Linked DNA regions of Mus musculus: all the other regions are linked to region 1. Evidence: chromatin loops called from intact Hi-C (ENCODE). Cell type or tissue: left cerebral cortex. All regions are shown on one strand.

Evidence for each region. Peaks named below come from ENCODE experiments on the same cell type or tissue, not always from the same donor. Only the 100,000 strongest peaks of a DNase experiment are listed, where the experiment ranks them.
Region 2: it touches region 1 in a loop (2.2-fold over the local background); 3 of 42 quality-filtered maps call a loop at or near these places.
Region 3: a loop joins it to region 1, with 4 times the contacts of the local background. A loop is called at or near these places in 4 of 42 quality-filtered maps.
Region 4: a loop joins it to region 1, with 4 times the contacts of the local background. A loop is called at or near these places in 9 of 42 quality-filtered maps.

What each region holds. Positions count from the first base shown.
Region 1 is chr12:118,851,365-118,859,364 of GRCm38, forward strand. It overlaps Sp8 (trans-acting transcription factor 8), which reads left to right. Exons shown (of 2, transcript NM_001379379.1): 2 at 1-1,214. Among named protein-coding and RNA genes, the nearest start is that of Sp8, 8.1 kb to the left of the region's middle. In left cerebral cortex, a CTCF peak has its summit at 3,968; DNase peaks (open chromatin) are centred at 79 and 3,931; H3K4me3 peaks cover 260 bases.
Region 2 is chr12:118,194,150-118,202,149 of GRCm38, forward strand. Dnah11 (dynein, axonemal, heavy chain 11) reads right to left here and starts at 4,894. Exons shown (of 82, transcript NM_010060.3): 1 at 4,390-4,894; 2 at 2,407-2,550. The coding sequence starts at 4,683. In left cerebral cortex, a CTCF peak has its summit at 4,441; DNase peaks (open chromatin) are centred at 4,246 and 4,711; H3K4me3 peaks cover 904 bases.
Region 3 is chr12:118,653,929-118,661,928 of GRCm38, forward strand. Gm31626 (a long non-coding RNA gene) reads left to right here and starts at 7,774. Exons shown (of 3, transcript XR_382011.3): 1 at 7,774-7,818; 2 at 7,917-8,000. In left cerebral cortex, no CTCF peak of the experiment used is centred here; a DNase peak (open chromatin) is centred at 5,000.
Region 4 is chr12:117,802,419-117,810,418 of GRCm38, forward strand. No RefSeq gene overlaps it. Among named protein-coding and RNA genes, the nearest start is that of Cdca7l, 37 kb to the right of the region's middle. In left cerebral cortex, no CTCF peak of the experiment used is centred here; DNase peaks (open chromatin) are centred at 3,347, 3,809, 4,979, 5,378 and 2 more places; H3K4me3 peaks cover 388 bases.

The sequences.
Region 1 (8,000 bases):
TTTAATTTAATGGCGCATGTACTTATTTGCATTTGCTGGCAGTTCAGGTATAGTTAAAGTGAGAGTTCTCCTATACTTCATAATAACGGGGTCTGCCAAACCCATGTATTAAATAAATTGTCCAAGTGATACTCGACTAACTTTGGCCTTTGTGTATTTCCTGAAGGTGATATTGTTAACTGTTGACAAATACTCCTGACACTACATTTAAGTGTTGTTTGCAGAGTCTGCAAACTAACTATTCATTGTCATGTTGAAATAATTTGGATATTTCACATTGAAATGAAAAGCCTTTCTCTGGAACATTAGACTTGCATTTTAAATGCATGAAATGTAATTGATTTATTTGTAATATTTTAAATGGTATTAATAAACTCAAAAAAGACTAGGTCAGTTAATTTGGTGTTTTTCCCCCCCTTTTAAAACTACGGGCATTTGCATTTTATCTTCCGTTTTAATGTCTAATTTAAACAAAATATGACCCTGTTTTTTGTGGCAATATTTAATTATTTGCCTTTAAGATATTATGTAGATGGAAGATCTATTTGGCAAAGCTGTTTCTTTGTTTACCAAGATAAAGATTATAGTGTCTAAGATATGTAATTAATTATTTACCATTAGATTTAGCTCAGCACCAGGATTTATTGACCTCTTAAAACTTGTAGTAATTCACAAACAATTCAAAGAAATTCCATGTTGCTGCTTCCTTCTCAGTCTTCAGAAGGAGTCAGGTTGTTGGCCTTTGATCGAGTTTAGTGTTTGAAAGGCCAAGACTTAGATGAAAGATCAATACATCTAAAATAAAAGCATCATTTGGGGATACCTTCTGTTAGGAGACAGAGGGGGTCAAGCTAACAAAAGCTTGTTTTCTGGCACTCTATGTCTTAGCTAAACATTCTGCAGAGGTAAATATCAGTAGATTCCTGTTGAAATGAGTTATCTGTTCTTTAAAAGTCTCTAAACAGCCACCAAAGAAAAGAAAGGTTAAACCTTAATCTATCTACGAGGCTATTGTTCAAAGGTGTCAATGATGCCAATAAAAAAACATTGTCTTGTTATGTCTAAGTGCATTTAAGCAATGGGTGTTCCTTGAGCCATACTTTGAAACATAGTATACTTTAAATGTTGATTGATGTTATATCAAACTATTTCACTATTAGATTAATATTATTTTGAATCAAACTTAATAAAAAGTTAGTGTGTTGAGATTCTAATAAGTTTAGCTTCTTTCTTTCTGTTTGCATGGTTCTCACTCAGTTCAGTCTTGGTATCCATCTTGAATTGAAAATTTTGCATTGAAACTTATGTAAAATATCATAATGCATAGAAACATGAAAAATAAGAGGGGTTATAAATACTATATAAAGCCTGGGCAAAAGCATTCAGAGATTTATAGTTCAATATGTTATGTAATACAGTTGGTTCCCAAGTAGTAGCCTTTATCAGGATGTTCACTCATACACATATGGGGGCCTCAAGCCCTTATGGTTATAGATAAACAAGTTACCTTTGCTATTTTGGGATACTGTGGCTCTAAAAAAATGGTTACTAAGAAAAATAAAACAGTTTCTGTTACTTTTTTTCCCTAGGAATAATGCAGAACACAGTTTAAGTGTTTCTTTTTTGTTGAAACTTGCAGCAGCTGGGGGATACCGAGAGGCCAGTTCTACAGTTAATGTAGAGGCAGGTAAGAGGACAGCTGCTTGGCATATTTATAGGAATGAATACTTGATTTGAGAGATGGGTTGTGCCAAGGAGGGATACTGTTTGGAAGATGATTTCTTTGGGAGATGCAGAAAGCAGGGCTTATTTTTGTGTCGTAGGTGTTCCAACTTTCACTTTCTTCCTTTAGCTTCCCTCACAGTCTAGCTTGGCTTTAGTTTGTTTTGCTCCAGCAGTATTTTGTTGTTTGTTTCTGTTAGCAGTATTTTTAACTTAGTTTAGTACAGAGCGGGTAGAATCCCCCTTTGGGGACTAACATCATGTCTCTTTGGGAAGGAAGGAAGATGACACACAAAAGGGATTCTTTTCTGTGTAGTCTGATAATGGCTAGAAATTCACTCCCATGAAGCTGGAGTAGCTGTCACTTTGAACCAAAGGACAAGCTTCCGGGCTTGCAGATCAAGGTAGAGTCAAACTAGCTGTTGACCCAGAGGTCAGGCCTGCATGTATCAGCCCATCCTCCGGAGACTGGGAAGGCACTGCGCCCACCCCCCACCCCCTCCCCAAGGGTTGGTGCTATCCAGCCTTCCTAGATCCTCCCTCAACACTTCCCTACCCTGCTTGCTTTCTCCTGGCTTCTTTATCACCTTTCTTTTTAGAAGAGCTTGTTCACTCAGGAATGGGACTGATTTGGTGAAGGCTGACTTATCAGCTAAGATATGCTATGCAGGATACCTAATTTAAACCAATGTGATAGTTGCTCTCCCACAGCGGGAGACACTGGACAATGTTCCTGGGTAGGTTTGTCTCTCCACTGCCCTGTTAATTCTAGTCTTTGCATAACTTCTCAGTTGGGCTCCTTAGCTAAGGAGCCTCCAAATAAGCACTTAAGCAGTAATGAGCAGGAGTTCTGCTTCTTAGGTAGATCGAGAGATCAACACTTTGTCTCCCGGTGAATTTTTTGGTTAGGTTACTGAATGAAAAATTTTATTGAGAATAAATGTTTTATTTCTTATGGAAGATTGCTTCACAAATCAGAGGATGGGGGGGGGGAGGTGACTGGTAAATTAAAGCATGCATGTATAGGGTAAAGGTGTAGATTTAAATACCATCAGGCTGCCTAAGTAGATAGAGATAAATTCTACTCATTTGTTTTTCTTATAAATGAGGTACTGATTTGATTCCAATATTTTTGAATAAGTATGTTTTTAACTTTTTCTGCCCCCCACCCCCTTTAATGTTTGTGTCTAAGCTGGCATTTCTATTTATTCCTTAATTTTACTAAAATAACTACAGGTTCGGGTACCCTGCTCCTCCGCGCGCTTCTTTTCCAAAGTAGCCTTAAAATTCTACGACGGATTTTGGAGACTTTGGAGAGGAGATGTGTAAGAGAGCAATGCTGTACTCTTGAGATTCATTCGGCACCTCTCCGAGTGCTGTCTTCCAAATCATTTTGCTCAGTACAATGGTTGCTGTTACTTAAAAAAACCAAGATGCTTGCTTGTGCCCCTATTTCCTGCTTCCGGATCAAGGGAAAGCCAGTAATCCCTGGGTGTCCTGGACTCTAGCCCCTGGTTCCTGGGGAAGAGCGCGCGGCCACCTTGTAGTCTCTCCCTGGGAGCTGAACGTTGATTCGCTGCTGCTGGTGGGAGGAAAAGAGTATTTTATTTTAGTCCCTGGACGCGTGTTTAATTTAATTTAATTTAATTTCTGTGGGGTCTCTTGGCAGCAGAGAAGCAGGTTTCTACATTGGCTTTGATTCCTGAGCAAAGTCCGGACTCTTAGAACCCTGGGAACAGAGGAGGGCTTGGGGAGGGCATTGGGGCATAATGCGTTCGCTACAAAACAGTCCCTTATCTTTTAAAGCTCTTCTAGTTGGGTTCTTGTTTGCAATCCACTCCCCAATTTGACTGCTCTGGCCTTAAGTTCTACTGAAGGCTCACTGGAAGTGAGCCTGCTCTGCTGAGTTCTCCGCCCCGCCCCCCCTCAAGTTTTCCCGGTCCTCTGGAAACAACCAGGGAAGCCGGGGAAGAGTTCCTAGCCATTCTCCGCTGCCGCCCCTATTACCCCAACCCATCCCGTTCGGCTTGGCGTTCTTTATATGCAGGCAGCCCTTGGGAAGATCCCCAGCCGTCCCAGAAAAGCTTCCAGCTGCTAAGCTGCACCGGCGCCGGCTGCTCCCGGGTAGCGGTGGAAGCCTGGGGTGTCCGTGGCGATTGTGTTGGGACTCTCTGGGCTCCCGGCGCACACAAAGGCTAGGCAGTCGCCTGCACCTTCTGCGCGGACAGCGAGCGCCACCCTGTGCCCCGCGACCGCGCTGCAGAGTCCCGAGCCCGCTGCTCTCCAGCCTGACCTTGGGCTCAGCATCCCTCTCCCCTAAGCCGTCTTGCCACTGAGTCTGGCTGACAGAGAAAGCTTGCGGAGGTTTTTTGTTTGTTTGTGTTTGTCTGCCTGTTTGTTTTTAGATTTAGGAATCAGTTTAGCCACCTAGCAGAAAAGAGAGTTGGTAGGAAGGTACAGACTCATGGTACCGTGAGCAGAAATAAACCTTTCTTAAAGCCTTGTACCTAAAACCCACCTCTTTATTATTATTATTATTATTATTATTATTATTATTATTATTATTATTATTACTTTCATTCTCTCTGCTCTCCACTCTATTCTTTGGCCCATTTGATACCAGGGCACCCTAGCAATCTTCTCCAGACCAAATCTTGGTGATATTTTAAGAGACCCAGGAGAAAGATCAACCATTTGGGAAGAGTACCTCATTTGGAGAATGTGCCTGTAGCATGCAGACTGTCTGAGGAAAAGAGCCCGCATTTGGCAAAACTTTTCCCATCATGGACTTTTGTAGACACAGACCTGTGGGTGTTTGTGTTAACTTGGATCTACTTTTTACCCTTGAGATTGGCCAAGGGTCAAACTTGAAGATTATTAATGGCGCCTGTGGACCATTCTGTATTGGTATGAGGCACCCTCAGACTGAGGCTTTGTGGAAACTCTTCTTAAGCAATAACAGAGAAGCACTATGGGATGCACACTTGTGCAAAACAGGGCTCTCATAGTTACTTCTGTAGTTAAAAATTCTTATTTCCATCGACTCCCTACCTATAGCGGGGGAAGGAAAGAAATAAAATACACTTTATTTGGTGTGTAGAGTGCCCATCACAAGTAAAGCAAAGTGATTTGCAGCGGCGGGTACAAGTAATGTGGCCACCCGCAGCTTTAGAACATAATTGACAACTCCCCCTTCAGAGCACCAGTCTCTTCCTTGAAACCAGCTGGTGACGCAAGCCCACTCCCACCCCCCTCCGGTCCGGAAAGCCAGGAAGCTCTGGAATGCATCGTTCTCTCACCCTATTGTGCCTAGGTGTTGCAAACCACTGAAGGACAGAGCTTTGTGCTTTGATCTCATGTCCCTGCTATTCTGTGGCACAGAGGGGTGAGTTTAAATTAAATTTCTTTCTCTGCTGATAAGTTCTAATGGGCCTCAGAAGGTGAATAATTATGCAGTAACATTTCATGGGTTGTTGGAGTGGGAATTCCCACTGCGCTGTCACCAGGAACAGAATGTTCAATGCTAAATGAAGCTTCTCAAGTAAGCCACAAGTGTCTTTCAAATCCCCCTGCAGATAATCTAGGACATTTCTACTTTTATCTTTCTTGCCTCTGCTAAGCAGGGTTATTTTTTCCCTTACATTCAAGTTTTATTGGTGATTTTTAAAAAAGGAAACAATCAATACTTTAAAGATATTTTGTTTTTTAAAGCTGTGACAAATATGACACCGGCAAAAGCTGGGGCAGCATTCTGGGAAAAGGCACACATATCCAGGACAAAGAGCCACCTGAGATTTGCCCTCACTAGGATTTAGGTCTAGTCCTCTCTTGACTTTTATTGAACTAGTGCATTTCTCTTGATGGCCGAAAGTATGAGGCTTGGAGCAACTGAGCTCTTAAGAGGTGATCTGATCACTGGTGTTTTGAAGCCACCCAGTTCTGCACCGACACAATTTAAATGGGTTCTCCACTACAGAAGGTTAAAAGGAAAAAAAAAATGCCTTTGCTGTTCCATGCTACTTAACTAAAGAGGACTAAATCTTTGAGATTTAATTTAATCTTCTGCCAAGCTTGATAAGAATCATCAACAGTTTTCTGTAAATGCGTCATGGGTATTTAATATCAAAAGGAAATCAGACCTTGAACCTAAAAATAAAAGAATTCTAAATTTGTCACTTAAAGCACAATGGAGGCTTTCTTGCTTTTTTTGTATTATTATTATTTTATTATTATTAAGAAAATTCCTTGTTCTCCATTTGTCCCAGTGCTGCATTCCACACCATTTTCCTTGTTTGGCTTCCTTTCTTTAAGTTTCTTCCCTTAGATGAATTGAGCTCCCACAAGCTTCAGGATTTCTAAATCAACACATAGAAACTGGAGCCTGCTTATCAAGTTTTCTCTCCTCTCTTGGCAACCCATTTGAAAGGGCTCAAACAATGAATTGATTTACATCATGCTCACTTCACCCTGAACTCGGTGCGAGTGTTGGAAACATTCAATATTTCACCTTGGGTTACCAATCCTTCCAGCTTTCAAGTTTTTGGCCAGTTCATTTTAAGCCCTGAAACAGAAGGAAAAAAAAAAAAGTAGATGGTCTCCCCATTCTCAGAGTTCAAGTAATTGTCTAATTCAGCTGAAAGTAAAGGATTTGTACTGCCCAATTCTACACCCAGTTTAATGACCCTAATTACCCAGGGACCCTGTCATCAGATTTCTCATCACTTCAGGAAGCTGTGTTCTTGTTCCTACGTTGATAAGTACTCATTTCTCTTGCATACCTGTTTCTTACTTCAGTTCCTCCACTCCCACCCCTTCCCTAAGTTGGTTCTTTTCTATTCACTTCAGCCAACAGTGATCGTTGTGGCTGGTGGAAATGTAGTTAAAAGATATATTCATTGATTTAGTGGTGTTTTAACAAGATGGTTGAGTTAAACATGTGAACTTCTTCGCTGTTGGAAAATAATCTTTGTAGCATTATGTTAGGAATGTCTCAACTTTAATTAGAGTGAGCTGTATTGGGTTACAATTTATTAACTTTTATACTTTGAAATAAAGTCAGTTTGGTTATTTCTTCCAAAGAATAACTATTTTACTTAAAATGGTGGGAGTTAAGTTTGGGGAAGGTACACACATATATTACAATTCCCATGTCCTTGGCATTAACATATTTTAGGCAGTATCACAGTTAAGTGTTGTATTAATGACTGGAGAGCAATTAAACCACTTAATAAATATTTTCAGAACAAGCATCGTGCTATACACATTCTGCTATATACACTTTGTAGGAGACATGACATGCTTTACTTAGTATGTAATTATTAAATGAGATGTATTGCCAGTGACATGTTTACTTGTGTGTTTTAGTATGAATACCCTGAAAGTCAGATTGAGTGAAGTTTTTCCATTCTTAAAATTCTACTCGCTTTGCAGGGAGCTACTTTCACAATAAGATGGTGGTAGATTCCTGGTGGACGAGAAATGATGCTTAGAGCTGTGACTTCTTTTGTTATTTTATGCTCTGAAACCATGGATATTTTAAAATTCACTTAAAGGTGAACTATTGGTTATGGATCTTAGGTGGTATACAGAATTTCTGTGGCTTCCTTTCCACCATGGCCTAAAATAAATAATATATATATATATATATATATATATATATATATATATATATATATATACACACATAGTTTAGTTCTATGTTTTATTTCATGTGTGGACAGCCAGATTAAAATCTTAATGGTTAGTAGTCTTACTTCAAATGATTAAATGTGCATTTTAGCAGCATTCTATTTATAATCTGTACTTTATACAAATTTTATATGTTTAAATGACTATTTTTCTTATTATAGTGACTAAAATACAAATAATTTAATGATTTCATTTATGTATCTCCTTATTTTCGGAATTAGTTTTTAGGCTATATTTGTTTTTAAAATTGAGTTTGTCAGAGTACAAACATATTTAAAAGTTGGGCTTCTCTCTCTCTGTCTCTGTCTCTGTCTGTCTCTGTCTCTCTCTCTCTCTGCTTTTCTGTCCCTTTCTGTATGTCTTACATTGGAAAAAAATGTGCATTTTTGTCTTGCTTAATTAAGATTATAGCAAACAGGAAGATATATTTTACTTAGAATATCTTTCATATGACTAGAAAAAATATGATAAAAAATTAGAAAGGACAATATTCTGTGCTGTTTTAAAAAGAATTAGGATGTGAAATGTTCATCTTGCCTTATGAAGCACATCTGAGGAAGCAAGAATGGTATTAACAGATCATGCTTGTC
Region 2 (8,000 bases), 660 kb before region 1:
CTATCCAGCACACACTCCAGAATACTCACCTACTAATATGAGGATAACTGTATGTAAGGACAGAAGGGAAGGTTCAAGAAGGTCAGAAGTTCAACTTTAGCTTGAAATGTTAACTACACAGCTGGTGGAAATTCTAGGAAGGCATGTGGCTTTCTGTTTGGAGCACAGAATAGAGAAACTGGCTGGAGAGAGCTGAGGGGTCCCTAGCACAGCACCATGAGCCACTGTCCAGCAGACAGCTATTCGAGTTGCATGTGTGCCCTTAGCCATGCCAACGCTTGGGACGTTTGTCCTCCAGACCTACACCCTCTTGCTCAAAGCTTTGTCTGTTAGGGAATGCCAGCTATACCACAATTGTGATGTTCTTGCTTTTTTTCTCTGCCCATCTCAGACTCTTCCCAACATTAAACTCAAACTGTGTTTAGATTAAAAACTAAACAAAAACAAAAAGGCATGAAAGGAGAAGGGAGCTTATTTGGGAAGTGTGACAGAGGAAAAAGGAGAGGGCTAACGAAGAGTGAGCATAGAAAACACCCCAATATAACCCAGCTAACTATAATTAACATATTTTAATAAAAATTAACCCCAAATCTCTGGTGGCTTATGCCTTCTTGGACATACACATTTTCGTTCAAACCATACGGTAAAAGTTATGGGAATTCTGGTATGGGACCAACTCGGAGAAATCTTGGAAGAGTTTCAAAGTTTTCTATTGCTTTTTGCAAACCACAGCTCATAGGATGAGAACCCACCAGGTTCCACACAGCCCTGCCAACTCCCATCTAAAGGCAGGGAAACTCAAAGCATAAGTTGTTTAAAATTCTGCCGAGTCTTACAGAAGACTCAGCGTAGTAAAAATCTCTTAAGTGCCTGTTTCATGCAAAAAAAAAAAACCAAACCAAAACCAAAACCAAAACAAAAAACAAAACACAAAACACAAAAAACAAAAAAACTGCTCCAAGTACCAACCCTAGAAAAACCCTAGAAAAACCCTTCCTACAACCAGTAAAAACAAAGAAGGTAGGGTGCGGGTACCTAAGTACAACACTGGAGCCAGGGGCAGAGACCTTGGGTAGCCTGAACACAGCAAGAGACACGGCATCCTTCCAGGAAGACAGCAAGAGACACGGGAGGTCGAAGAGGAGTGTTAGTGGTTTGCTGTGGCTCACATACCCAGTAGCACGTTTTCCTACCATAAACACAGGCTCAGCAGGACTGCACTGATTACCGGGGTCTCTCTGAACAATCAGACCGAGGAACTGACCTTGTAGACAAATACCTAACTCCATCGTTCCCAGTTCTCACCTACACAGGGAGCCCCTGGGTCTTAAACTACTCTAGCTTTGTTCCCACCCCCGGAGTTCTGAATTAACCAGTAAGAGGACCCTCCCTCAGGGCTGGTTCATTCCAAAGCTCACCATTGCTCCTGACCAGGTGAGTCTAATGTCCAGTGAAGTCTTAAAATTACCACTCTCGTTCTATGGTCATTTTGGTGTTTTCATCCAAAATATCTGAACAGATAGACAGCATCAGGTGAGAAACCATGCATCTTGTGTTTTACCGATGCCAGCTGAGTCCATCTGTACTGACAAGGCAAGGAGGATGTAGGTCCTACCCATGTTAAAATGCCACTGGCCGTTTCAAGGAGTGGGTTAGTTCGTTTTTGTTACTGTTACAAAATCCGGAAGATAGAGGAGGAAAGGTTTCCTTTGACTTTCATTTCCAAGTTCTGTCCATGAGACATTGACCCTGCCAGGCTCAGGCCTCATATCACAACAAGGGCAGATGGCAAAGTAAAACACAGTAATGAAGAAGCAGAGAGAGAACATGGTACCTAAGCCCCTCAAGGGACATCCTCCAGTGACCTAATTTCCACCTATGAGGGAAGCCCCAGATCTTAAAAGCACCACAGCTCCCAACGCTGATGAACAATCCTTTAATACACTGACCACCCTCAGCACAGGGAAGAGAGAATTTGTGAACAATTGGTGACTTCATTACTGCCTTCCATTCTCTGACATAGGTAAAACTCCATTTAGTTACTACCTTGTAATAGGAATTTGAAAAACGGATGAAAGTGTGAGGTAATTTCTACCCTGACTGTGATACCTAAAACCTATAGCTAACTGACAGAACCTCGTCAGTTCAAATTGACAGGTAAATGCTTCCAGCATTGTGAAAGGAGTAAGGGAAGAGTGAGAGAGAGGGTGATCTGACAGGGAGCTAGTCATTGTTAGTGAGCAGTGACTGAGTTCAGAAAACAGGCTGAACGGGATCACTTCGTACCCCTGGCCAAAGAAATTCCTGGCTTCTCACTCTCTTCTGTTTAAGTAGACAGAGTGGCTCAACCAGTACCAGGTGTCTGGAGGTCAAGAAAGCACTCAGATATTAGAGACAGACCAATACCTCATCTAGGAATGCAGTTACATGTGTAAGCAATGACCTGGGTATTTCTCCAAATAAAATGGTTTGGGAGAAATCACTTTCTCCCATGTTTTCAGTCATCTTCTTGGCAAAATAAACCAGCTTGTGTTTCACATCTCTTGGAATCTGGAACAAAAGCAAGATAATTAGTTCGAGTTCACTACAGAATCTCTTTGTTAACAAGCAGGGTTTGCTGTATCCCACTTGCAGACAGATTGCCAACAGAAGAAGTAAAACCATGGCATCTTGCCCATGTTTACAAACAAGGTTGCTCTGTTGCTCTTCTGTGTCCTGAAAAAGGTAGGGTTCTCTTTTTCCCTTTTTTTTTTTTAAACAATACCACCCTCAAAGACATGTCCATTACTCCTCAACAGCATATACCGTAAGAAGCTCATATACAAAACCAAACATAAGAACATTTTAATCCTAGTAAGGTTTTTTCCCCCCTTTTGCTAATTTTTCTCTTGTTTGAAAATAAGCCAAACTGAGATAAAAAGGGGTTAATTTGCATTCCTGCTGTCAAGGCAAAGAAGTGTTTAGCCAAGATAATTTAACATTCCTATAACTGTTAAGGGTTTTTTGGTTTTGTTTGGTTTGGTAAATACTACACTATTTAGTTTCTATGCTCTGAGAGTTTAAGGTGTCTTGACTTGTCTGACATACTAACTTATTTTTTAAAGTTATAATTAGGAGAATATCAAAACAAAGATATTCAAAACTCACACAGCTGTAATGCAACCATTCTGAGGGCTTGCCTCACACCTATCCTAAATGACGACATCTGGTCATTTACAACATGAACCCCAGGCCCAACAGATAACCTACTGGGCAAGGGCTCCAAAATCAGAAAAGAAGGAAGGAAAAGAAAGCAAAAAAAGGCAATGCCTATTAAGCTTGAAGCCTGTGCAAATTACAAGCTACACACACACACACACACCATGGAACTACCATCAGTTTTAAAGAAAAACACATCAGAGAATAAGACAATTGGACATAAGTTTTCAGAGTGCTATTGATATGTAACTTTCCAGGGCACACCTCTGCTATAAACAAGTAGACAGGTTACTTTACTTGGAATTTACGTTGGGGGTGGGGGGTGGGGGCAGACGTTTCCTTTTCAAGCACCCACATGGTGGTAATTCACAATAATTTGTAACCCCAGTTCCAAGGAATCCCAACACATCTCTTCTGACCTCCATGGGCACCAGATACCCACAAGGTGCACAGACATACATGCGGGCAAACATACATACACATAAAAAATGAATATATGTTCTAAAAAGAATTTACAATTTAATTGCTAAGATAATGCTCCTTGAAATCACTATCTAATCTATGCAACAAATATGTTTATTCTGTGTTTTAAATGACACCAGCCAGTCTAATGGTTGTTATTGTTGGTTTTGTTGTTTATATTTTGTTTGTTTGTGGTTTTGACAGGGTCTCATGGTGTAGTCCTGGAACTTGCTGTGTAGACCAGGCTGGCCAGGAACTCACAGAGATCCTCCTGCCTCCTCTGCCTCCCAAGTGCCAGGGGTAATATAGTAAGTGCCACAATAATCCAGCCAGTCCCCCGCCCCGCTTTTTGTTAGAACTCGATTATTTCTTTCCTGGACAAAATGTAGTTGGTAGATACTGAAACAACTCAAGCTATAAGGGTTTTGCCTAATACTTTGCTATCGTTTTTTAAAAGGATATGACTCTAGAGTTCCACCGGGGACTGAAACATAAGTTATTTGGCCCAAAAAGCTCCCCAGGCGCCATAAGCCCAGGCATCACAGACTGCGCTAGTTTTCTAACATCATTTTAGACAACCATCCCTTCTGGCAGGCATCCCTTGTAGAAAACTAAAGTACAGCGTTTTCTGCAGAGCTGGTGCACACGGGGACCCGGATCAGTCCAAGAGGCTGACTTCAAGTTCTGTTTAAGTCCGGCAGCGGGCATCCCTCTCGGGTCGCGCCTTACCTCGGGGGAAGCCGAGAGCCGCCCGGCGGTCGCAACACTAAACACCAGGCTGGCAGGACCAGTGCTCTCCAAAAAGTCTCCTAGGACCTGCCGGTGGTCATCGCTCTCCAGATACTGGCCCCACGTCTCCTCCGGGAACCTCAACGCCTGGCGCAGACGGCCTCCCAGGAAGCGCACCCGCGGGTCTAGGGCAAAGCGTTGCACTCTCCTTGCAGCCGCCGCCTCCTCGTCCTCCTCGTCCTCCTGCTCTGAGGGGCTGAGCCTCAGCACAGTCCCTTCCTCCTGTGCTGCCATCTCGTACCTAGAGAGGATTCTTGGAGTCGTGCGCCAAGGAGGCTATCACCGAGCCAGCGCCAGCCGCTCTGCCTGCAGAGCTAGGTGCACTGGAAGCGAGGTGGCTCGGACTGCAGCGCGTCCCGTTGCCAGGGAGATGGCTGCCCCGCCCCGTCCCGGGAGTGAGGGAGGAGCGAGAGTCTTGGGTCGCCCGGTAGCTCTCAGGCAGAGACCGGGAAATCAACTGGATTTCTCTGCTTTCCTCCCCTGGGCATCTTGGGGATCCCAGAAATGTTCCAGGACTAGTTAGCGGCTCTGGATTCAGCAGTACTGTCTTGAGCAGATAGTCCTGCTAAATTTGCCGCCATGGTAAATTTATCTAATCCCTAGAAAGCTGGGGCTAAATGCTCAATGTTTAACTGTGGATGAAGTATGGTCCAAAGTAGTTAGGTAGCAAGAAATGCTGCCACACACATCGTACACAGAGAATTGCTTATTCAATAAGTTTAGAGAAAGAATAAGTTACGTTACATTGTAAGTCAATAAACTACTTTCAATTTGGGGAAGGAACATTTTGAGCAAAAATACTAATATTAAAGTAAGATTTTTTCAAGGACTTAAATGTAACAAAATAGTAAAAGAATATGTAGCAAAGAATGTAGCTTCCTAGCTGCCATCAGAACAGTGACGTTGCACTGGACAGAGCCTGCCACATTCACCAAGGCCAGTGCAATTTTAACTTGTCATTGGGTTTTCTCCAGCAGAATAGTTTCTTTTTTCAGAAATAATTTACTCTATAAACCCAGTCTTTCATTGCAGTAGATATTAAGAAGTGCGTTTCCCTAGAAAATTTGTATCTCAGAGTAATAAATCCATCACTTAAGAAAGGCATGCTTTTTCTCAATATTTTTTCAAGTATGATTTAAAAGCACCAAGCAGGTACCATAATGAGTTCACTTGGCTTCTCACACACACAAAAAAAATCTTTATTAAACACCTACTGAGTGCCAATCACTGCTGATGCTGAACACACAGTATTGTAGGCACACTAAGCTTCTGTCCTCACATCACTTGTCTAAGTTAGCTCCACACTGACTGGACTGAGGCTATTCCACCTGGGTTTGCCTTCTATTTCTATCAGATGCTGTCAGAGCCATCTAGGATAGGCTAAAGGCATGCAGGTGACTTTTCTAGAGATGACCCACCATTTTTGCATGGTGGTGATGGGTAAACTGAATAGCAAGGCCTTCAGAAATTTCCTCTCAAGATTGCTTCTTGCAGCTGATATGCCTTTCCCAGTCACTATTACATAGTATAATAACTTCTGGACATTAGCCTACTGTATTGAGCAGATTTCCTGCAGATCGACATAAAGATAAACTTTCATGAATTAATGCTGCTTAGATGAGTTAATGATTTCATAGAATTCCTGATTTGATTCAAATAATTTTAGGAAGAAAGTTTTTTACATGGTTTTAGTTGTTTTGCCTAAAAGATGTAATAAAATTAGAATCAGGAATAGAATTTACCCCCTCCTCATAAAGTAAAGGCTACATAATAAAGAATACAATGAGCTTTCATAATTACACTAAAAAGAATTATAGACCTGGGACAAATTTGTGTTCAAAGAAAAACACTCAGGTCCAAGGATGAAGCCACAGGTGTGCACTATGATAAGACAAGGCCATTTAAAAACTGTTGCTTTGTTTAGCAAATTGTATCTTATATCTTGGGTATTCTAAGTTTCTGGGCTAATATACACTTATCAGTGAGTACATATTGTGTGAGTTCTTTTGTGATTGGGTTACCTCACTCAGGATGATGCCCTCCAGGTCCATCCATTTGCCTAGGAATTTCATAAATTCATTGTTTTTAATAGCTGAGTACTACTCCATTGTGTAGATGTACCACATTTTCTATATCCATTCCTCTGTTGAGGGGCATCTGGGTTCTTTCCAGCTTCTGGCTATTATAAATAAGGCTGCTATGAACATAGTGGAGCATGTGTCCTTCTTAACAGTTGGAACATCTTCTGGATATATGCCCAGGAGAGGCATTGCGGGATCCTCCGGTAGTACTATGTCCAATTTTCTGAGGAACCGCCAGACTGATTTCCAGAGTGGTTGTACCAGCTTGCAATCCCACCAACAATGGAGGAGTGTTCCTCTTTCTTCACATCCTTGCCAGCATCTGCTGTCACCTGAATTTTTGATCCTAGCCATTCTGACTGGTGTGAGGTGGAATCTCAGGGTTGTTTTGATTTGCATTTCCCTGATGATTAAAGATGTTGAACATTTTTTTTCAAGTGCTTCTCAGCCCTTCGGTATTCCTCAGTTGAGAATTCTTTGTTTAGCTCTGTACCCCATTTTTAATGAGGTTATTTGAATTTCTGGAGTTCAGCATCTTGAGCAATCCCACCAACAATGGAGGAATACAATTTGCTAAACACATGAAACTCAAAAAGAACGAAGACCAAAGTGTGGACACTTTGCCCCTTCTTAGAATTGGGAACAAAACACCCATGGAAGGAGTTACAGAGACACAGTTTGGAACTGAGACGAAAGGATGGACCATCTAGAGACTGCCATATCCGGGGATCCATCCCATAATCAGCCTCCAAACGCTGACACCATTGCATACACTAGCAAGATTTTGCTGAAAGGACCCAGATATAGCTGTCTCTTGTGAGACTATACTGGGGCCTAGCAAACACAGAAGTGGATGCTCACAGTCAGCTATTGGATGGATCACAGGGCCCCCAATGGAGGAGCTAGAGAAAGTAACCAAGGAGCTAAAGGGATCTGCAACCCTATAGGTGGAACAACAATATGAACTACCCAGTACCCCCCAGAGCTCGTGTCTCTAGCTGCATATGTATCAGAAGATGGCCTAGTAGGCCATCAGTGGAGAGAGAGGCCCATTGGTCGTGCAAACTTTATCTGCTTCAGTACAGGGGAGCGCCAGGCCAAGAAGTGGGAGTGGGTGGGTGGGGGAGTGGGTGGGAGACTTTTGGGACAGCATTGGAAATGTAAATGAAATAAATACCTAATTAAAAAAAAAACTGTTGCTTTGAATTTATGAGCGTATGGAATGAAACACTGCTTTGAACTTGCTATGGATACCTCTCTGTAACTCCCCTTTTGTGTAACATTCTATCTCTGAGGTAATTCTTTCTTACATAGAGAACTTTTTGTCTGAAAAGCTATAAAAATTGCTGCTAGCCACGAAGAAAGGAAGTGTAACCATTTCTGCTATATGTAGAAGGTGCAAGTGTCTATGTGTGTGCTTGAGTTCTCCCCTTTTTTCCTTTCCTTTTCTCTCTGGTTCACAAAAAAATT
Region 3 (8,000 bases), 200 kb before region 1:
TACAGTGTACTCCAAATCAATCATCAATCAATCAATCAATCTTAAAAAAAAAAAAAGAATGTAGCACATCTAACTGACTCCCCAAATCAATAACAGCAGTTCTCTGCTTGGCTATCCTTTTACTTACTATGCTTTCTGTTATCTGTGGTCCTGGAAAGTTTGAATGTATAAACGGAATTTTCCAGAAATAACTTATGAGATACTGTATTTTGTAATCTCAATGTGTTAAACTTTATTGTATATATGTGTGTGTATATGTATGTATGTATGTATGTATGTATGTGTGTATGTGATAAAGCATAGTCTAGGGGTGGATTAGTTCAGAACATACTTGCCTAATATGAAGTTTAATCCCCAACCCTATAGAACAATGCATGGATGAGCTCATTAGCACAGCATGTATGTTAATGAGCTAAGGACTTGCATATCATCTGTAAGATAATGGAATCTGGCCTGTGTCCTGGTTTAAAAAGGAGGCTGAATAAAACCAATCCTGGGTAAGAAAGGGGTATAACCCTTAAGCATGTCCAACACAGCCTTCTGGGGTGTTCCTGGTGACATTCCTCTAAGAGATTGTCCCTTTTCACATGCCATTGTTAAAACTAGTCTGTCTCCTGTCTCAGTGTTAGCACTCCACCCCCACCCCCAACAAAATTCTTGCTCCTCACCCATCCCCTCATCCCCAAGGAAGCTTTGGTGTGAGGGGGGCCCAGGCACCAGCACAACCTCTTTGGCCCAGTAACAACTCACACTCAGCACCCTGGGCTCAAGATTGGTGGCCATCACTCAGCATATCTTGTGCTCATTTTCCCATGATTCTTCAGCTGTCCTGAAGTGGCTTCTAGAAGAGAAACCATTTGGAACTACAGGGTCACCTGAATAGAGGTTAATTCTGTTTGAAAAGTGTTGCTGAACTGCCAAGTCGGACTTGAGGAAGAAACACATCAGAAACCTCTGTTAGCCATGCCTTCCTAGAATGTATGAAGTAAATGAACAAAACTGGGGTGGGGGTGGGAGATACCTCAAAGAAATGAAAAGTAAAAGCCATCACCTCCACCATTTCCACTTGAAATCAATGTTGCTTTGCTAGTTGATGGTCTCCATGAAGACTATAAAAGGTGATTAAATAGGAATATAATGCCAAGTGGCACAAGGCAATCCTGCATTACAAATGGCCAGGAATACTTCACATAAGAAATACTTCTCTTAGAAAATGATACAGAACAAAAATTTCAGGAGTATTTATTCCCATTATAAAACTTCAAAAAATGTATTATTTGTGTGTGAGAGAGACAGAGACAGAGAGACAGAGAGATAGAGACAGAGACAGAGCCAGACAGAGAAAGACAGAGAGAGAAAGAAACAGAGACAGTGCCATGGTGTGTGTGGTGAAGGTCAGAGGACAACTTTGTGAAGTTGGTTTTCTCCATCTACCTTTATGCAGCTCCAGGAATCAAACTCAGGTTACCAGGTTTGCTTAGCAAGGACCCTTACCAGCTGAGTCATCTTCCTAGCACTTGTTTTCAACATTAAATTCAAATTAAATACTTATTCAGAAAAGAAAAAACAAACAAGCAAATAGTATTTAGAGGTAGCAAAGATGGATAGTCAAGCAAAGGTGCTTGCAGTCAAAGCTGATGACATGGGTTCAATACCTGGGACCCACATGGTATGGGAGACCCTACTCTTGTACGTTGTTCAGAATCTGTCTGGCATGGGAGTAGTATATAGACCAAGTTGGCCTCCAACTCACAGAGATTCACCTGTCTGCCAAGTGCTGGGTTTAAAGGTATGTACCACTACTCTCAGCTTAAGTAAAGGTAATTTTAAAAACGTAATATTTAAAACTTCTTTAAATCAGAAGTTCTATGGCCTTGGGATGTAGCTCAGTTGGTAGAATGCTGAGCTAGTATTTTGAAACCTTGGATTTAGTTCTGATCATGTACAATCCAGGGACAACCGTACAGATCTGTATTCTAGAATTGGAGAGGCAGACCTAGGAGTTCAAGGTCATTCCTAAGGAGTTTGAGAACAATATGAGGTCTCTATCCATTTTTTTTTAATCTGAAATAAGATTTCTTTATGTAGCGTTCTCCTGGATAGCACTCTGTAAAACAGGCTGGCCTTAAACTCAGAAATCTATCTGCCTCTACCTCTGCCTTTGGAATGCTGGAATTGAAGGTGGGTACTATCACCACCTGACATTATGCCTTATTCTAAATTACTTTCATATTTGCATGCTCAGGAAAGATTCTGTCTCAATTTTTTTGGTTTATTTATTATTATATATAAGCACACTGTAGCTGTCTTCAGACACACCAGAAGAGGGTGTCAGATCTTAATACAGATGGTTGTGAGCCACCATGTGGTTGCTGGGATTTGAACTCAGGACTTTCGGAAGAGCAGTCAGTGCTCTTACCTGCTGAGCTATCTCTCCAGCCCCCTGTCTCAAAAATTTTAAATAAATTAATTAAATTAGAATTTCCATACTGTATGGAAGTTGCTGCCATTCAGCCCACAGGGATTTCTTACAAGTCCATTGAAAAATTAGTTAAAATACTGTGACAACACCAAAATCAATGCAGGTTTCTGGCTCCTCTGGAAACATCAGAACACTGAATCTCTCTGGCTTTTGGCTCCCTCACTGATTCGTGGGAGGCTACAGAGTTCAAACATGATCTCAGTGTTCACATCCTAATCTCCTAGGCTCTCTATTTGGAATCTCTGCATTACTTAGTGTGAGGGTTAATATTGATGGTAAACTTGATAGGACTTGGGACTGAGAGATGCCTGGGAGATTAGTAACACTTTCTGTGGGTCTCTGTGTGTGGATGTTTCCAGAGGCTGAAGGATTGTGAGGGCATACATTCCTTTGATAGGCTATTATTGATAAGTTATTTCACTGATAGGTGGTGTGCCTGGTTGGAGAAAGGCAGTCCTCGGGGGATGGGATTTTGAAGGTTGCATCTTGTCTTGTCCCCTGTTGTCATCCATTTCTGATTCCTTCTGTCATGCACCAAATAGCTATGCCCTACCCTGCCTATCTACCATGACAGGTCAAGATCAACTGAGCAAACCAACCATGACTCATACCTCCGGACCCATGAGTGAAAGAAAATACATCGTTTCTCCTTCTACATTGTGAGAATCAGGGCCACTGATAATATTCAGGCTTAAAAAAAATAATAAAAAGTAGGGGGTGGAGAAATGGACCAGTGGTTAAGAGCATTACTGCTATTCCAGAAGAGGTGGGTTCAATTCTCAGCACCTATGTGATGGCTCACAACCATTTATAAGTTCAGTTTCAGGGAATCAGAAACCCTCTGTGAGCACCGGGCACAAAAGTGGTGCACATACCAGCAGGTGAAACACCCATAGATATAACATAATAGTAATTATAAGTAAATAAACACAAAAGTCAAATGCAAAAACAAACTCAAATTTGAGAGGGTAAAAATAGTATGTCTACCTCATCTCTCAGGAAGCAGAATCTGAAAGATCACGAACTTGAGACCAGATTAGGCCACATAGTGACTCTCTGTCTCAAATAAACTTGAGAAGAAGTATCTCAGAGAATAGTAATCCTAATACCATGTAAAAGATCAGACATGAAGAGCAGAGTACAAAGGAGACAGGGACCAGAGAAACATGCCCTGAATAGGAGAAGAAGAAACACATTCTGTGGGTTACTGAGCACCCTGCTTCTGAGAGACCAGAAATCAAGTGTGGAAATCTAATGGTTCTCTGTCTCTAATGAATTAGAATGGTTATCAATTTTCTCTAGAATAGTTAGAATAGGTCAAGTGGTAGAACAGATGGTAAGGAAAATGCAAATTTTCAGAAGCTGTTATGTAGGCAGACTAACCTGGAACTCATGTAGCTCGATGAGATTTCAACTTGCCATCCTACTGCCTTCTCCTACTTAAAGCAGGCATGACTGGTATTTCCTACCACACCCAGCCTGCAGTGGTTTGCTAAGGGCAGTTCTGATGCAGCAACCTTCCTTTTACAGCTGTTAGCTCAGAAGTGGGAGAGAGTGAACCCCAGGGTAATCCTTTCCAAACCTACCTTTATCATTTGAAAAAATGCCTGGCTGGTTTCCCTTGTTTCAGAACACCAGGCATGGAAAAAGCCAGGTAGTGGAGTTTGAATACTTTTCTTGAAACGCTCTGACTTGCATTTCTCTATGGGGGACATAAATAACCCACCAAGGTAAAACAAGGATTCAACTGCCAACTTTCCAGAAAATGTTGACACAATAGCTTCTGAAAAACACATTGAAGTACGAATTCAAAAGTGAAGAGGACAGCTCTTTCTACCCTCTTTTGCAGCCCCTCTAGGACAATCTTAACTCAGGAAGCTATGCAGTAGAAACATGTGTGCCAAAGGCTACATTAGACATCTCATATTCATTTTTTTAAGGTGATGGTTCAAATATGACTCACCCAACTCTACTCTCCTTAGACTGGAAGAACTTATTTATTTCTTAAGGAAAATATTGTGTGTCACCTGATACAACCAGACAGGCTACCTAAGTATACCAAAAGAAAGTGTACTAAGATATTCAATGTAGAGTCCTTAAGATATTCAATGTATAGAGGCCCTTATATAGCTTAACAAGTGTATGGATTACAGAGTGTGTTACACATAGCCATGGAATACTCCACATAGGGAGGAGTCTGTTTTTTCTCAAAATAGCATGCAAATTCCCAGAGGTGCTTTTCTACTCAAAGAACTAATGGATGTATAATAAAGTAAATGTTTTATAAGTTTCTTTACAAAAGAGAGAAGGCAAATAAAGTAAGTGGCAATGGTTTCTATGATAGGCCACCAAGCGACAGCAAAAACTTGACTGAAAACTTCTCCAATGCTCAATGGAGAATTCTTGGGCACTGTGTATGTTGGCTAGGTTGCCATCTTCAGAGGACTGTTCTTTGTGAATCTCTCCTACACGGACCTCAGTCAGCCTATTGCTAAGGCAGAGCTTCCAAAAACACTATCCCATCTCCCAGTATCTTCTTTTACTCTTTCTAACTTTGTGCCCACACACAGAGAAAAGGACACATTTTTAAAGAGTCTAAAAATATATGCCATCCCTACATTTGCCTCTGAGGCAGTTGGGCAGTTTGTGCTGTCGAGCGCTCTCGTACATAAACCATCACCCAGATGTTCATTCTCTAATTAAATAGTTTGAATCGACATCTGTATGATTTCTGCCAAGTTTATTAAATGGGATTTTTTTATATTGTACGTCCATGTTGGGTACTGTAGAGAAAATACACTTTTTTTTTTTTTTTAAATGTAAGGCTGACTATATGTTTTGAACAGGAAGATTCCTAACTTGTTTGCTTCAAAGAGGAGTGCAAACCTTTGGAAGACGAGTACCTTTTAGAAACCGCAAAGTCGGGGGAAGAGAAAGAACTACAACTATTAAAATGCACACACACTGCTGGCTGGCACTGTTGTGACAGCCGCAGTATCGGCGTCAGTCAATTATCTTCACAAATGCCTCTTGTGCTAATGAGCACTCACAAAAATCAGCAGACTTTTCTGGCAAGGAGAAAAGATCAGTTTCATTGCTTGCAGAACTAATTCAGGGTACAAAAGTGAAGGCTTTGCCATCTCTGTCTCTTTTACTGCTCCTTTTGTGAAGGCTTTTGATGTGCGCTGAAGAGCTGGGCCTGTTTGGGCCCTCCATCTCCAGTTCATTGCCTGTCATTAACATACATATCCATAATAAAAGTTCGCTAAGTCACGAACAGCTGTCCAGAAAGGAGTTTGAGAAGGAAGGGAGAAAAAAGGACCTATGCCTTCTCAAAATGCTGACAATACTATTTAGCCCCCTTTTGGCAATGATATACCTAACATTTTAAAGCCGCCTTTCACTCCAAATGGAAGGAAGTATAATACAACATTCAAACACATAGTGGTTTCATTTTGAAACAGTCATTTGCTGTATTCAGAGGGAAAACGTCTATAGTTACCAGATGCAAAGAAAATCCATCATTCATGATACATACGTGTAGGTTGGACACACACACACTTTACATTGTTTTTGCAGAACACTAAATAACCTCGAATCTTCCACTTAGCCCAGAGAAAAACCCCCTACAGCAGATGCTCGAGAGTGGTTTCATGCCCATTGCTTTCTGCAGTCTATGAGACTGACAGTTACCTATGGTTAATTTGTTATCAATGGAGTCTATGTTAGCAAAAGAAAATATCATCCAAATTGTACCATAAAACTTTTTTTATGATTAAATAATTTCTGTCTAGATACCCTGATGAAAATTCCTGTTATTAAAAAAACAAAACCAAAAACCAAAAACCAAAAACCAAACAACCTTCTTAGAAATGTGTAGCCATGGCTTTGAAATGGAGAACTTGTTTTTACACATTTTCAAGTCCCATGAGCCTTTTAAGACAGCTGCTTAATTAAATGACTGCCATTATGTTCCTGGTTAAATTTTTCTAAAGGCAAGAAGGAAACAGTTTTTCTTAAGAAGAGCCCTGAGGGCAAGAAATAGACTTTAAATTAATGATGAGGAAAGGGCGCCTTCCTTATTACTTGAACCGGGGCTCAGTTTTATCAAGCTCCAAAAGACAGCACGGGACAGATACATATCCTTTAGCTACCAACCCAGGGAGTTCATGACCTGAGGCCGTCTACAGGGGCACTGCACCCTACACTTTTTCCCATCTTGAGTTTGAAACTTAGGGTCGGCAGATCTGTCAATTAAAGGTTTACCTTCATTTACATTAAGGGCATTTCTCTCTCTCTCTCTCTCTCTCTCTCTCTCTCTCTCTCTCTCTCTCTCTCTCTCTCTCTCTCCCCTTTTAATCTCTCACTTCCTTTCTTGCCGATTCCTTCCTTTCTTCTTCCTAAATCAGAATCACGTTGCAAAGAAGAACCAACAGCCCTCCATTCTGTGAAGATTTTAGTCCTGTAAAGACCCTCCCACCATGCCAAAACAGCTTGTGCCATATAAAACCAAGACTTTAATCCCACTTGTTGCTCTCCCCGCCCTTCTCTCTCCACTCTCCTCCCACCCCCCACTCCGGAGTCTCTTTACAGCCGCATCTCTCCCAGATCAGTCGCTAAAAATCTTTAACTCTGCCTATTTTGATCTGAAAATTAAATCTTATTTATTATGCATCCTGTTTGTTGTCCTTGGAGAACCCCAGCATTCATTTCAAGGGGTCCAGAATGACTTCTTAAACACATTTCTCTCTTTGCTGCAATTAAACAAAGTGGGGCTGTGATTAGCCCTCCGTAGGGGGGAAAGAAAAAGACACCGTTGAATCAAAACGAGGGGACCTGGCTGGGCATTATTTCCTCACAATGCCGGAGTTTATTGCTGAAACCTGCTTATCCCCCAGCTCTGCACTCCATGGGAACTTCAGTCAGGTGGAAAGTGATTTTCTTCTCTGCAGCTTGAAGTATCGTTAAGACCCCGCTGAAGGTCCTAAAGCTGTTCCTAGTAACTGAGACATTTAGGATAATCTTTGTGGAGTTTTTCAGGAGCTTCTGCCTTTTGCTGCTCTCAGGAGAAGAGTTAATAAGCTTTCACTGATTCTTTTTATTTTTATTTATTTATATTTTAAAAAAAATCTAAGTCAAAAAGCGCCTGTTTAAGTACCACCTCCCTCTAGCTCTTGGGAATCCACTCAAGAGGGCTTTGCTTGGCTCTGTGTTCATGACACATAATGAAAACAATTTTACGCTGTGGAGGGAAGTATTGGGCAATTACTGATGTAACAGCCACCTGCAGTAGCGAGCCCTGGCTGAAGCATCGTGTGGTTCATGAATATTTGATGGTGTGATGTTATTTTGAATGGCTGGGGCAGGTGAAGGGGGCCGAGGGTGTAATAAGCGACTCTGCTGGAGGCTGTGTCCCTACTCTGTTTCCCTGCAGGGCCCACAGTGTAACACCAAGAAGCATCCTGACCCCGCTTGGATGGAGGCAAGGGCCGCTAAGGCTGAGGCAAGATGCTATGAC
Region 4 (8,000 bases), 1.0 Mb before region 1:
GGATAGATCTCTCCAAATGGGCAAAGGATGTGAAGATATTTGTGTCCCATGTAAATGCTCACCAAAAGGTGACTTCAGCTGAGGAGGAGTTCAATAATCAAGTGGATAAGATGACCCGTTCTGTGGACAATCAGCCTCTCTCCCCAGCCATCCCTGTCATTGCTCAATGGGCACATGAACAAAGTGGCCATGGTGGTCGAGATGGAGGTTATGCTTGGGCTCAGCAACATGGGCTTCCACTCACCAAGGCTGACCTGGCTACAGCTGCTGCTGATTGCCAGATCTGCCAACAGCAGAAACCAACACTGAGCCCCAGATATGGCACCATTCCTCGAGGTGACCAGCCAGCAACCTGGTGGCAGGTTGACTACATTGGACCACTTCCTTCGTGGAAAGGACAGCGTTTTGTTCTTACTGGAGTAGATACTTATTCTGGTTATGGATTTGCCTTTCCTGCACGTAATGCCTCTGCTAAAACCACCATTCACGGACTGACAGAATGCCTCATCTATCGTCATGGTATTCCACACAGTATTGCTTCTGACCAAGGAACTCATTTCACAGCCAGAGAAGTACGACAGTGGGCTCACGATCATGGAATTCACTGGTCTTACCACATTCCCCATCATCCTGAAGCAGCTGGGCTGATAGAAAGATGGAATGGCCTTTTGAAGACGCAGTTACAGCGCCAATTAGGTGGTAACAGCTTGGAAGGCTGGGGCAGAGTTCTTCAGAAGGCAGTATATGCTTTGAATCAGCGCTCGATATATGGTACAGTTTCACCCATAGCCAGGATTCATGGGTCCAGGAATCAAGGGGTGGAAAACGGAATAGTTCCACTTACTATCACTCCTAGTGACCCTCTAGGAAAATTTTTGCTTCCTGTCCCCATAACTCTAGGTTCTGCTGGCTTAGAAGTTTTGGCTCCAGAGAGGGGAGTGCTCCTACCAGGAGCTACAACAAACATTTCATTGAACTGGAAGCTCAGACTTCCCCCTGGTCATTTTGGGCTTCTAATGCCCTTAAACCAACAGGCTAAAAAAGGAATAACAGTGTTAGGAGGGGTGATAGATCCAGATTACCATGGGGAAATTGGATTACCTCTTCACAATGGTGGTAAGCAAGATTATGTCTGGAGTGCAGGAGATCCCTTAGGGCGTCTCTTAGTACTACCATGTCCTGTGATTAAAGTCAATGGGAAACTACAACAGCCTAATCCAAGCAGGATGACAAAGGACGCAGACCCATCAGGAATGAAGGTATGGGTCAATCCTCCAGGAAAAGAGCCAAGACCTGCTGAGGTGCTGGCTGAAGGTGAAGGAAATACAGAATGGGTAGTAGAGGAAGGTAGTTATAAATACCAATTAAGGCCACGTAACCAGTTGCAGAAACGAGGATTATAAAGTAATATGAATGCCCATTGTAAATTTACTAATGCGTTTGTGATTGTACGAGGGATAGTTATATCATGTTAGGCGTATTTACAACCTTGTTATTGTTTCATGTGAACATGAGATATTATTTGTGTCAAGTTGACAAGGGGTGGATTGTAGTGGCTATTCCTGGTTGTCAACTTGACAATATTTGGAATGAACTACAATTCGGAATTGGAAGGCTCACCAGTGACCCTTATCTGGAGGCTTGGAGATCCTTATCTGGATCTTGGTTTGAAGATCTTGAGCCATAGTGGCTATGGATTCCAGAAGATTGAATCTCCGAGTTAAGGAACACACCTTTAATCTGGGCTATGCCTTTCATCTGGGATTAAAGGTGTGGTGGAACACACCTTTAATCTGGGCTACACCTTTTGCTGGAGACAATATAAGGACATTGGAAGAAGGGAGTCTAGCTCTTGCTCTTGCTCCTGCTCCTTCGCCTGCTTGCTGCGTGAGACTGAGTAACTGCTAGATCCTTGGACTTCCATTCACAGCTGTGACTGAACGATTGTTGGGAATTGAGCTGCCGACTGTAAGTCATCAATAAATTCCTTTATTATCTAGAGACTATCCATAAGTTCTGTGACTCTAGAGAACCCTGACTAATACATCCACCTATGATCACAGATCTGTAACAGGAACTTGAGTCAAGGCATTCAAGCCATTTCACAAAAAGATTCCAGTCTAAAACACTAAAAAGCAACTTTACAACATTCAGATTTGCCTAACCTGAAGGGGCATTCTCCCTTCTACTTGTGGAGCAGGTTCAGTATCCATTATCTTCATGCTGGTGGAATTTTGGATTTGGGGAACCCTGCTTAAGTACAAGGAGAGATTTTGTGAATGGAGTCTAATATGAAACTCATCTATGTCTTATATACATCTTATATGCACAGCCTAAAGATACTTTTCCTTTTTTTCGATCTCTCATGACGAGATTAATGTAGACCTTTCTACATCTGGTGTCATGTTAGTGATGAAACCATTTCAGATGTGAGAGTAGGGTCAAGTTTGGAGTTCAGGTCAGGGGTGCATATTATGGGTAATTGAGTGTGTCCAGTGTGTCAGGGAACAGAGGGAGGCTGCAGGTGCTAGTTTATTCTCTCTCCCTCTCCCTCTCCCTCTCCCTCTCCCTCTCCCTCTCCCTCTCCCTCTCCCTCTCCCTCTCCCTCTCCCTCTCCCTCTCCCTCTCCCTCTCCCTCCCCCCCCCCTCTCTGTGTGTGTGTGTGTGTGTGTATCTGGGAGGCCAGAATGCAAATCCAGTGCTGGGTTGCAGTGCTGGCCTCCTGGGTACCTTCCGGCCTTGATGCTGCTCAAAATGTGCAGCAAATGCACAGCATACAGGTCCAGTTAAGCCACTACTCAGGCCCTCATCTGGGAACTTTCATCAGCAGCCAACAAGCTCCAGATGAGTACATATGAAGCCAGAACTGGGGTGCCTGGGGAAGGGAAAACTACGCACCGGCTACAGACTCCATTTTTCTCTCTGTTGGCAGAAAGGAGCTGATGTCAGTCACATGGCGCAGCCTGTCCATTAAGAACATAGTTTAGATCCATCAGGCATGATGGGGGAGAAACAGTGAGCAAAGCTCAATGGGAGTCCAGTCCCTAGAAGAAACAGCTTCTCCTTGTGCTGGCATCCGTAGCCCAAGGTCTACTGGTCAGACAGTGGAAGAGAAAAGACAGGGATAGCAAAGAGGTTTGAGTCAGCTCATCTTGTTTTCTTCTTTCTGGGGCTAACTTACTGCGTTTTAAGTTCTAGCACAAGCCCAATCCCTATTAGCTTCTAGTTTGCCCTGTTCTCAGCACAGCGGATGAATCAAAAGGGGATCTGCTGTGAAAATAATGGCTGTGGAGTTGCTGTTGCTGGGATTTGCATCACCAGCTTCCTAGCAATCCATCTGACATCAGTGACGTCTTTGGGACTCCAAATTTAGAACATTTATTTAGGAACTTAACTTCAGTCTCTTAACAGCTCCCTCCTGATGATGCATGCTGGATGTTTTGGTTTGCTAATCCAACAGTCATTTCTGAGATCCATACAAATGAAAAACCATACCAATAAGACACGAAACCCTTAATTACTCTAATGTATGTCCCAAGGCTCTCCCCCCCAGCTCCTCCCTCCCCCCCCAGACATCCTTAACTTCTCTGGGCACCATCCAGGAGACTGAAGCATCCAGCACGTCATCGCTGTTCCCTTCCACAGGCTGCGGGGAAATTTGTTTTACAAGGCTGGTTTTAACGGAGCTACCTGCTGTGCACCACATTGCTACTGTTTGTGAAGTGAATGATGGGAAAGGCAAGTCTGTGATTTCATTTGTTCAGACCGATTACTCACGCGTTGCACACGGTATCATTTGCTTGTCACTTAATGACTGACCAGCCTGCCTGAATCATTAGTGCCTTAGTGTAGTGAAAGGAAGACCTCCGTATAATGAGGAGCTGAAGGAAGTGGAGTGCTGTTTTACCTAAAAGAAATGGTGCGCAGAGATCCAGCACAGCTGCAGGTGTTCCGATGACAATGTGGGAAGCAGTTAGCTTCCAATTTAGCAGAAAATTAAGAGCGAAAAAACTGTTATTTGTGAGAGAAGATACTCATGGCAAGCAATCATCCTCGCTCCGCATCCACAAGACGAGCATTCAGCTGTCTTTGTCGTGACTTAAAACAATTGGTATCTTGGGCTGCATTCAACACCAGATTGGAGCTTATTATCTGCAGTTTATTCTTTCTTGGGATATTTTGTGTTCCCCCTTCCCCCATTTTATGGTTAATTTGCTTGCTTGAATGTAAAGCATTTAAGCTGAAAAATCTGGATCATGGCTGATCATTGTGCCAGGGCTCTGGACTGTATGATACAAGATAATTGGCAATTTTCAAATTCATAATCCATTCTGTTCCCCCTCACCTCCCCCACCCACTTTGTCCCTTCTGGTAGCTTCTCATCTGCCATCTTTGGTGTAATCTCTGAAAGGTCCATGGAGGAGGGATCAGGGCAAATAAATTCCTTTAGTCAAGCCCCCACACTCCTCAGACTCACCTTTGGGAAACGTGAATTGTCCTGCGTGCTCCATCCTGTGGCCCATGTCCCTCCAGGAAAGCACTCACCAGCTGTCACCACACTGAAAAAACTATTTCCCCATAAAAAGGGCTTTATCCCATTTGCAGCCAACATGCTGAGTCATGTTGGTGGGATAATAAAGATTTTCTTTTTTAACTTAATTTAAGGTTTTGGTATGGAGCAGTCAAGAGAGCCCTGATATTCTATAAACCACCAAACAGTTCCCCACTTGCTAAAGTAGCATGCTCTGCCCCCACTGCCCTTGCTTTGGGATGGTCAGCACAGGAGCCAACTGCATCCATGCCCACTGGTGTGGTTTCTTATTTTTAACGAGGTCTAGAGAGTGTGAGCTGTGTGGTTCCTTCCAGTGTCATCAGAGCTCAGTCACTCTTCCTAAGCAGTAGAGCCTCCCTCAGCTTTCTTTGGAAATGAAGTGACGTCTCCTATTTCTCAGGCAAACTCGGGATGGTGGTAATTTTCTGTGTTCAGTTTTCGATGGAGCTCATGTGGGTGATAACCGCCACATGTACGGCCGACTCTGGAGCTGTAAAGTATGCAGCTTTTGCCTCAGCTCAACAGTAGAGGTTGAGTTTCTCTAAGTAAATGGTGTATTTCTTTATTCTTCCAAACAGTTTGATCTCTTAAAATCAGAAGGAGAATGTCTTTGTCACTTTTCTTCTGTCTGATTGCTCATAAGGTATTAACCCCACTGCTCAGCTATTTCTATGAATACACCAGTCAAAACTGCAATACATCCTGTTTCTCTGCTTTGCACACATTTTCCACTTCAACCGTGTGCCATTTTTCATGCACATTCGTATGAACTCGGAGAAGGAAACCCGAAAGCAAGAATAGAGAGTGCAGCTGTGGTGACCAGTGAAGGACACTGCGTGAGAGTGCAGCTGCGGGCTGGGAAACCGGCTATCCATCATGCTCATGCTCACCATCCAATCAGGAGGCTTCAAGTTGCATCTTCAGCACCCAGAGAAAAATATCCAGATGCTGTGGTGCGTTTCTGTCTTCCTAATGCTGGAGGAAGGCTGGGGGGAGGGGAGCGGTGCGGGGGGGTGGGGGGGGTGGTGTCTTCCTAATGCTGGAGAAAGGCTGGGGGGGCGGTGCGGGGGGGGTGTCTTCCTAATGCTGGAGGAAGGCTGGGGGGGGTCCGGGGGGGGGGGACAGACCTGGGAGAAATCCTGTGGCTAGACAGTCTAGCCAATCAGCAAGTTCCAGGTTCAGTGAGAAGCCCTGTCCGTGGAGAGTAACTAAGGAAGAAACCTTATATTGATTTGTGGCTTCCATGAACACGTCGCCCCCCGCCCCCCCCAACACACACATACGTACACACACCACAATAAGAAACGCAACGAAACCCTAGAAACTAGTGAGCAGAGGAACAGCTAAGAGGGTTAAAAAGTGATCTTCCCTCAGATCCTGTTTGAAGTCTGCCTCTCATTATTTTGCCGCCACCCCCCCCCCCTCGTCCCCCAGGCCTAGATGTGAGAATTCTCTTTCATCGTAACTGGCCTTATTTTCCAGAAAGCTGGAGGACCTACGCTTTCAAAGTGGATACCATCTTCTGTGGTATAGCTTGGTTCCCAAAACACGCAGCATAGCGGAGTTTGCGGTTTACTAACTCTGCTGTCACCCGCTGGTCCGAGAGAACGCTCAGCCACGCGCTCTTTTTGTGTCCACTAACAATCACTTTGTCTTCTGCTCTGCCAGTTTGATGTGTAATATTTTCCTTTTCCCTCTATTCCTTTCCAATATTCCTGTCAGCTTACAGCAGCTACTTCATTAAGCTTTTCCTCTGCTCTAGCAGCCATCAGTAGTGAAGGATCCTTTGTGAGGCCAGAAGAGAATTGATCTTGTTCTCTTCCCACACTGGCAGACCTGCCAACGCCAAAGGATTTACTGCAGTGTCACACAGATTGCCTGGAGGACGCCCTGTGTCCCCATTTGTCACATAGCTTCCATGGCGCACCAGGCATGTGGTGGGCTTGTAAACTTATTTCTGAAGATGTTGAAAGGATTATCCTCGCTCATAAAAATGAGAAATTTGCTTAACTGCCTTAGAAGATTTAAGGCTGCCCCCTTGTTTTTTTTTTTTTTTTTTTTTTTTTTTTGGAAAGGCTTATTTGAATTACAAAGTAGGGTTGTGGGAGTGAGGAAGAAAAGTAGAAGCCAGCCCCCCCCACACACACACCGCCCCCAGCCCCTCCTCATCCCCCTTTCCCCCATGCTACCATCCTCTGCCCTCTTTAGAAAAGAGAAGGACCTGATGCCTGTCAAAGTTACAGAATGGAAGCTATAACTTCCATGCTATCCTGCAAGCTGGAACAAAAATCCCTGGTAAAAAGCACTGTTCACAATGGCAGAGGGAAATGGACTCAGGCCTTCTAAGGCTGAGTGTTCACTCCATCTCAGTAGGAGATCCCATTCTTGATACTTTGCCAGGCAGGAGACACTCCAGCCACCCCCAAACCTCCCCACACCCCTCTTGTAGTCTACACACAGCCTTGGTGATCAGCAACATCTTCTGTTGTTTTCATGGAAAGGATGTGTTGACATGAACTCCCTAGCTGTGAATGTAAACACGATGCTGACAGCCAGGCATGCAGTTGGGTTAGCGGGTACCTCCACTTACCGGGGGCAGATGTTTAACCTTGACGTGAATAGCAATTAAGCAGAACCTCAGAAACCAAGGCCTCCCCGGGAACCAATTAATAATTTGGTGGGGAAGATGTTATATGCAAATTTCTCCCACAAACCACTTCAGAATGACACGTCTACCCTCCACCCAGTGGACTGAGCTGGAGAGTCATTTGTAACAAAGCCCTGTGGTGCGGGTGTGAACAAATTGTAATTAGGCAAATTAAGTGAGTGTTGCATGTACATCAATTAATTTCTGGTCACAAGCTACACAGCAATTGCCACCACCTTTGTTGTATGTGGAGGCTTGACAGCAGTGTTTGCCCACGCCTCCTCATTCCTGCTCCTTCTGAGTGCCCCCCTCCCCAAGCCGGCGCTGAAGCCTCTGCCCCACACTTAATTCTCCTCACCCATCCCAGTTTATTTACTTTGTAACCACTGTGTATCAATACACACACTCTCCAAGCAGCCTCCCGACTTTTACAAAGAAAAATTCCCTTGGCTGCCTTCAAATGGTGTGTCTAAGCCTGTGGAGCTGGAGTAGATAGCTCTTTCCCCGGCACAACACTGATCATCTATTTCCTCTCCCACTGAGGCAAAGAACATAAAATAAGGCTGTGTGAAAGGATGCCAGGCACAAGTTGCGTCTTCCCCACAGAGCGAATTGTTTGGGCAAAGGCATATGATTCAATATAATTGTCCCAAGTGAGGTCCCCCCACTGTGGGTTTCTGCCGGTCTGAGTCATCCCACTATGAAAACGGCCCCACAGGAAAGGCAGTTACGTAATCGTAATCGGCTGTCAGGCAAGCACGCAGCATTTAACCCCTCCACGCTGTCACCGTGCCCCTCAGA